2 separate regions of the Homo sapiens genome follow, and region 1 is linked to region 2. A link is a loop called in an ENCODE intact Hi-C map of the cell type or tissue named here. Cell type or tissue: mammary epithelial cell. All regions are shown on one strand. Each heading gives the region's core, and the rest is flanking DNA. Links, peaks and the distances in the headings are about the cores only. Region 1 overlaps ADARB1 (adenosine deaminase RNA specific B1). Region 2 has its middle 7.8 kb from the start of PICSAR.

Region 1 (2,907 bases), core at 176-2,675, 67 kb after region 2:
ATCATTAAGATTCCTTCCTTATTCCTTGAGTGACTTTTCTTTCCAAGTTGACAGCTTTTTATCTGGGGTGTGGACAGGGACAGCGCAGTAGCCCACAGAGGTCTTCGTGGCAGGGCTTACCGCACCTTCCATTTGCAGAGTTTTGCTTCATCCATAGCTTGACAGCTGTTGGGCTAGGGCCATTAATATCAAATTATCACAATTTTTTTTTTTTGGTAGTTTGATTAGTACTGCTTGCTGCACTTTTCCACCTGTATGCCTATAAGATGTCCTAGGCGTACACAAAGAAAAGTGACTTTGGTTTTAGGTTTAACGTCTTTGTGATGGAACAGGAAGGGGGATGAAAGTAACTCTGAGATACCTTGTATTTTTATTGGAAGTACAGTGAAATGGAAGCTCTACTTGCTTCTAGTTTGGTGATTTTGGAACCTGGTTCCATTTCATTTGCTTGTTCATCCAACAGGCATTCACCCATGCATCCTGGCCCAGGTACTGTTCTAGGTATTGGAGATTCAGGATGAGCCTGATGAGGAGAGTTCCTGCCCTCAAGCGGTTCATTTTCTTGGGAAGGAGGAGAGCAGTAAACAAGCATTTGGTGTCCTAACTGCTTCAAAGGGCAAATGAGGCAGGGTAGGTGAGAGAAGGTCAAATAGGTGGTGAGGATGGAGTGAGCTGGGCTGAGGTCACGGCAGCAGCAGCCTCTCAGGCACAGGGAACTCTCGGGTGAAAGTCCCTGAGCCTCCTTGTAGTATGGTGGTCACCTCAGGGAGGCCATTGCTGCCAGAGAGGCTGGGCGAGTGGTAGGAAGTGAGATGGGAGTGGAGGAGAGCTGCATCTTGGAGCACACAGGCTGTGGTAAGGAATTTAGATTTTAAGTTTGATGGGAAGCCTTAAGGGAGCCTTTCTTCCTTCCTTGCGAATGACATGATCTGATTTATCTTTAAAAAGTACCACTCTGGCTGTTGGGCTTACAATATGCCAGGCTGTTTTAAGAGCTTTACATATATTAATTCATTTATTCTTATGACAGTCCAAAAAGTAGGCATTATTATCATTATTCCCATGTTACAGGGGGGAATACCTAGGCACAGAGTGGTTAAGTGATTTACCCAAGGTCACACAGGAAGTGGCAATGGCAGGATGTACCCTTACCTCCTTACTGCAGCTTGCTTTTTGCACCTCCACTACTGCAGACTGGAGGAGGAATATCAGCAAGGAGATCAGTTAGACTTTTGTGAAAGCTGGGTGACTGTACCGGCACCTCAGACCAGGGCGGAAGTGGTGAGATCAGATTCAGCCTACTGAATTTCAGCATTTGTAAGATGCCATCATTTTTAAGTTGCATCATCATTTCTTATGCTGCTAACAAAGGGAAAATGTAGCCAACTAGATTGTGACACAATGCTTTCTTGTTACCCAGCATTCATTTATACTCATTGAAAGAGCTTAGACTAAGCATTGACTTTTAAAATCATATAATTCATGCACTTTCATAAAAAAGGAAAATACAAGTAAAATAAAGTAATTCTGAAATTTCTTCACATCTAGAATCTGATTCTTCCAACTCAGCTTTTGACTTGGCGTTGGTGCCAGGTATGAGATAGGGAAGTCTGGGAAGAGCCAGTGTTGGGATTTGAACATGTGGAGCTTGTGACTGGAAGGCAGCCCAGCTCAGCAGCTCCACTCAAGGGCCAGATCTGGAGGACGAGGGTTGGGTCATTGTGCAGCTACTTCCTAGATGATCTTGAGCAAGCAGTCTAATCTCTGTGCTTCAGTTTTCTCATCTATAAATTAGGAAGAATAAAAGCAACTTGTCAGGGTTGTTGAGTTGCTAATGTAAAGTACCTAAAATAGTACCTGACTAACAGTATTTAATGGGGCTTACTTTGCTTATTATTTTTATGATTAGTTATCTGAGTAGAGAAAGGTGAATATGGATGGAAATTCAAGGTCAGGTTCAAGAAGAGGTTGGGGCCAAATATGTAAATTTGGGAGTCATTTGCATATTGCTGATCTATGAGGCATACAGTATGGATACAGAGGAGCAGGAGATGAGGAATGGCCTGGGAGCTTTTGGCAAGCGGTCCACATTGGGAGGGAGGGTCTAGCAACGCCATTGAAAAGGACTCTGTTTGAAGAAGGAAGAAACTAGTGAGAGTCTAGTGGCCTGGAAACCAAGACACCGAGGGGTTCTTTTCTTCTTATTCTTCGTGGGCTGGAGAGTTTCCTATTGGCTTTGATAAGAGGTGGTTGTGAGTGACCTTGATAGGTTTGGAGTGGTGGGGAGAGGAAACAAATAGAGTAGAGGTGGGAACATCAGTGTAGACGACTCTCTAGAGGAGTTCTGTTAAAAGGGAAGAGTCATGGGATGGTGGCTGGAGGGGACATGGGTACAGGAAGTTTTTAGTTGTATTTTTAAATGAGAGCGATGATAGCATGTTATGAGCTAATAGGAATGATCCAGTAGAGGGAAACATTTATAATATGCCAGGAAAGAGGATAATGTTGGAGCCAAGTCCTTGAGAAGGTGAGAGGGAGGCAGGAAGAGCAGGGATGCTCAGCTCTAGAAGGGAGGCGGGACTTCAGGAGGGAGGCAGGACTTCTGCACGTGGGAGCCTGGACTCAGAAATATTCCTCAAGACATGCTGCCCTTTTGAAAGGAGGATAGGAAATAAATCATGGTTTTGTCCTCAGTCCTAAAAAGTTCGGAATCTCACCCTAGGACTCAGGATCCAGCTTCTTACCAGCTTGTGCTGAACATGCCATGGGGCGTACTTACGGAAAGATACATGTGGAAATGGAATTTTTTATTTATTTAAAAAATTCACTTTTCTCTAAAAGTATTGTTACCTGGAGGTTGGCACCTTTATTCACCAAATTCAGTACTCAGAGGACTAGAAGACTCGG
Region 2 (2,907 bases), core at 193-2,692:
CTCTCCGGGAGGTCGGCCGGGCCCTCAGAGGGCTCATCGCGTCCGTGTCCCATTTCTCGGGTCACGGCTCCTTTTTGTCTGATGCCCATTGCCTTGAGGACCCTGGTTTCAATAGTCTTGTCTCTTATTTAGTTGTTTTGGGCAGATAAGTACATTCAGCCCCTGTCACTCCATCTTGTCTAGAAGTGGAAGTCTACTGTCTTTTATTTCTTTCACTAGAATAGTAATTTAATACATGTTTATTGTAGGAAATCTAGAAATACAAAGATACATGAAGAAAATGGTAGGAATCACTTATAGTCTCACCGACAGCTAACACGTTTAGTGTTCTCAACAGCACAATATTCTCCATCTCTGCTGAGACCCATCCCAGCAGAGGGGTGCCCGCACGGCGAGGCCGGCACAGGCCCGCGTGGGACCCACTGCCAACGCCGAAGCCAGGGTGTGACCTCTAGCTGCAGGGCCAAGGCACTGAGGGGCAGCCCCACTCACCCCTCCTTCCAACCTCTCCAGCAACAATCGGTGAGCCCCGACCCTGCCTGGAACCCTGGGGCCAGGTCGTCTGTCTGGACAGCGGCCTACAGGGAACGCACCAGAAGGTGTGGTGGGGTGGTGCCTCCCACCAAATCCACCAAAATTTGAGGAGCAGCCGCATCAAGCCCCTTTCATTGCACGTCTGAATCCCCACGCGTGGCGTTTCCTTAGAGGCAATTTCTGAAAAAGGGATTTCTGCTCAAAGTGTGTGAGCCTGTCAGGCTCTGCCCAGTATGCCAAGTCTGCAGGACCGCGTCACATTTGACCAGATAATTATTTGGGAACAGCACCCGCATGGAGCAGCCCCACAGAAGCTTCGAGCCCACACCTGGGTTCTGGCCCATTGTGTTCACGCCCCCCACACCCCGCCCGACCCCAGCTGCCGCAGGAGGGCCGGCTGATAGAGGTGGTGCAGACATTGGTCCTCACAGCCGGGCAGCCTTGAGGGGACCACACACCGCCCCGCCCAGGGCCTCCAGCACCTCGGCTCACTGCCCCGGTTCCAGCAGGAATGGGGGCCACACAACCCGAGAAACACAGACCACGCCACTGCCGAGCTGCACGAGCTTCAGCTGCAACAAATCGCCACAGAGCAGGCAGCTGCAACATCAGAAATGGACGTTCTCACAGCTCCAGGTCCAAAGTGGTTTCACTGGGCACAATAAAGGTGTAAGGTGTCTGCAGGACTCCTCGAGGCTCCTGCCGCCTCAGCCCCCGCGCTGCCCCCTTGGCCTCCCTCTCGTGGCCAGCAGAGCAGCACAGCGCTGGTGACACGTGGTCTGGTGGGGCAGACCTCCCCTGCTAAGAACACCAGAGGCGCCTCAGTCCCACCCGGATGATCCGAGATAATCCCCCGTCTCAGGGCCTCTCACTGAGTCCCCCCTGCAAACATTCCTGCCAGGTGAGGTCACTTTCCAGGGATTGGGGCCCGGACATTCCAGGGCCATCACTCAGCCCACCACACAGTGAAAGCACAGGATGCAGTGTCACAATCAGACCAAAGAACTGTTCCTTAGCTCCTCTTAGGGGCAGAATAGAGAGCACAGGGCTGAGGAGTGGCCCCCTCATGGTCCCCCTATCTCACCTGCCTCAGGTCACCTCCAGACCCTTTAACACCCAATGGTGACATTTCAGAGGCAAGGAACAGATGGACAGAAATCAGGGATTTGTGCCTGCAGGGAGTGGTGGGCGGGGTTCAGGGCTGAGCGAAGGAAGCTCCGGCAGACAGGTCCTGGCAGGAGGCTGCAGAGAGGAGGCGGCACCTGAGCCCGAAGGGAGCAGCTGGGGAAGAGGTGTCTGGATGGGACATGCCTGCCACTGACCCAAGTCTGTTCCTGTGGGTTACCCATTTCCCACGTAGACTTCTTAAGGATGGCAGCCTGGGCAATGCCCTTGTCTCTGTCCCCAACGCACACCTGGAACTGAGGGGGGAACGCATCTGTAGTGAAAGGAAGAGAAAGAGTAAAGCTGCAGCAACTCTTGGAGGGCTGAACCTGGGAGCCCAGGGAGGTGAAAGCAGATGGAGGCCCCAGTCCTGGGGAGGTGAAGGCAGGGGCAGAGGGGCCTTGATGGTGGTGGGGCGTGGTGGGGGCGTTGCAGAAACAGCAGCCAGGCTGGTGACTCTGGGGACTCCCCCTGCAGGGAGAGGGAGGCCCCGGCTAAAGGCCAAGGCTGCCCCGCACCCAGCGAGCTGTGCAAACAGCCAGCAGAAGGCCCACCGGCCCTCTGGGGACAGAGCTGAACTCACCCTGGGCTCTGCAGTACCACCAGGGGCAGCCTGCTGCTACAGGGCGGGCTCACACCTGGGGGAGCTGTGGGCAAGCAGGCCCTACCTTGGGGGCTGGCACTGCTGTGGGTCCCCTGGCTTTCACAGACCGACCACTCATGCCACCGGCACCAAGCGGACCTGGGACCTGCACGCCCTCGGCTCATCTGAGGGTGATACTGATGGGCTGTGCAAGGTCCCCAGACGCTGATGGGACCTCGATCCCAGCCAGTGTCAGGGCTCTTGACACCACCGCGAGAAGGAATTCAAGGACAAGTCCGAAAATAGTCAAAGTACAGAGATTTATTGCAAAGTGAAAAGTCTACACTCAAGAGGGGAGTTCGCGTGGACTCACAAGACAGTCGCGCAGTGAGGTTTGGGGCTGCTGCCTTTATGGGTTTTTTTTTAAACCAAGGGGCAGAGTCCAAGAAGATTCCTGGAAAAAGGTGGAGATTTCTCAGAACTGTGGTCCCACCAGTTTTTACTCCAAACATGGGTGTTCCCAGAACTGTCCTGGCACCCATGGGTGTGGGATTTAGGATTTTTTTTTTTTTTTTTTTGAGACAGAGTCTCACTCTGTTACCCAGGCTGGAATGCAGTGGTGCGAT

Evidence for each region. Hi-C counts contacts between places; a loop is a spot of excess contacts. Peaks named below come from ENCODE experiments on the same cell type or tissue, not always from the same donor. Only the 100,000 strongest peaks of a DNase experiment are listed, where the experiment ranks them.
Region 1: a loop joins it to region 2, with 2.9 times the contacts of the local background. A loop is called at or near these places in 15 of 110 quality-filtered maps.

What each region holds. Positions count from the first base shown.
Region 1 is chr21:45,077,853-45,080,759 of GRCh38, forward strand. The region is part of intron 1 of ADARB1 (adenosine deaminase RNA specific B1); the gene reads left to right. Among named protein-coding and RNA genes, the nearest start is that of ADARB1, 4.7 kb to the left of the region's middle. In mammary epithelial cell, for the core only: no CTCF peak of the experiment used is centred there; a DNase peak (open chromatin) is centred at 1,299; H3K27ac peaks cover 640 bases.
Region 2 is chr21:45,011,091-45,013,997 of GRCh38, forward strand. No RefSeq gene overlaps it. Among named protein-coding and RNA genes, the nearest start is that of PICSAR, 7.8 kb to the left of the region's middle. RefSeq lists enhancers at 789-1,988, 874-1,859, 1,860-2,843 and a silencer at 1,624-1,918. In mammary epithelial cell, for the core only: no CTCF peak of the experiment used is centred there; DNase peaks (open chromatin) are centred at 1,491 and 1,761; H3K27ac peaks cover 1,809 bases.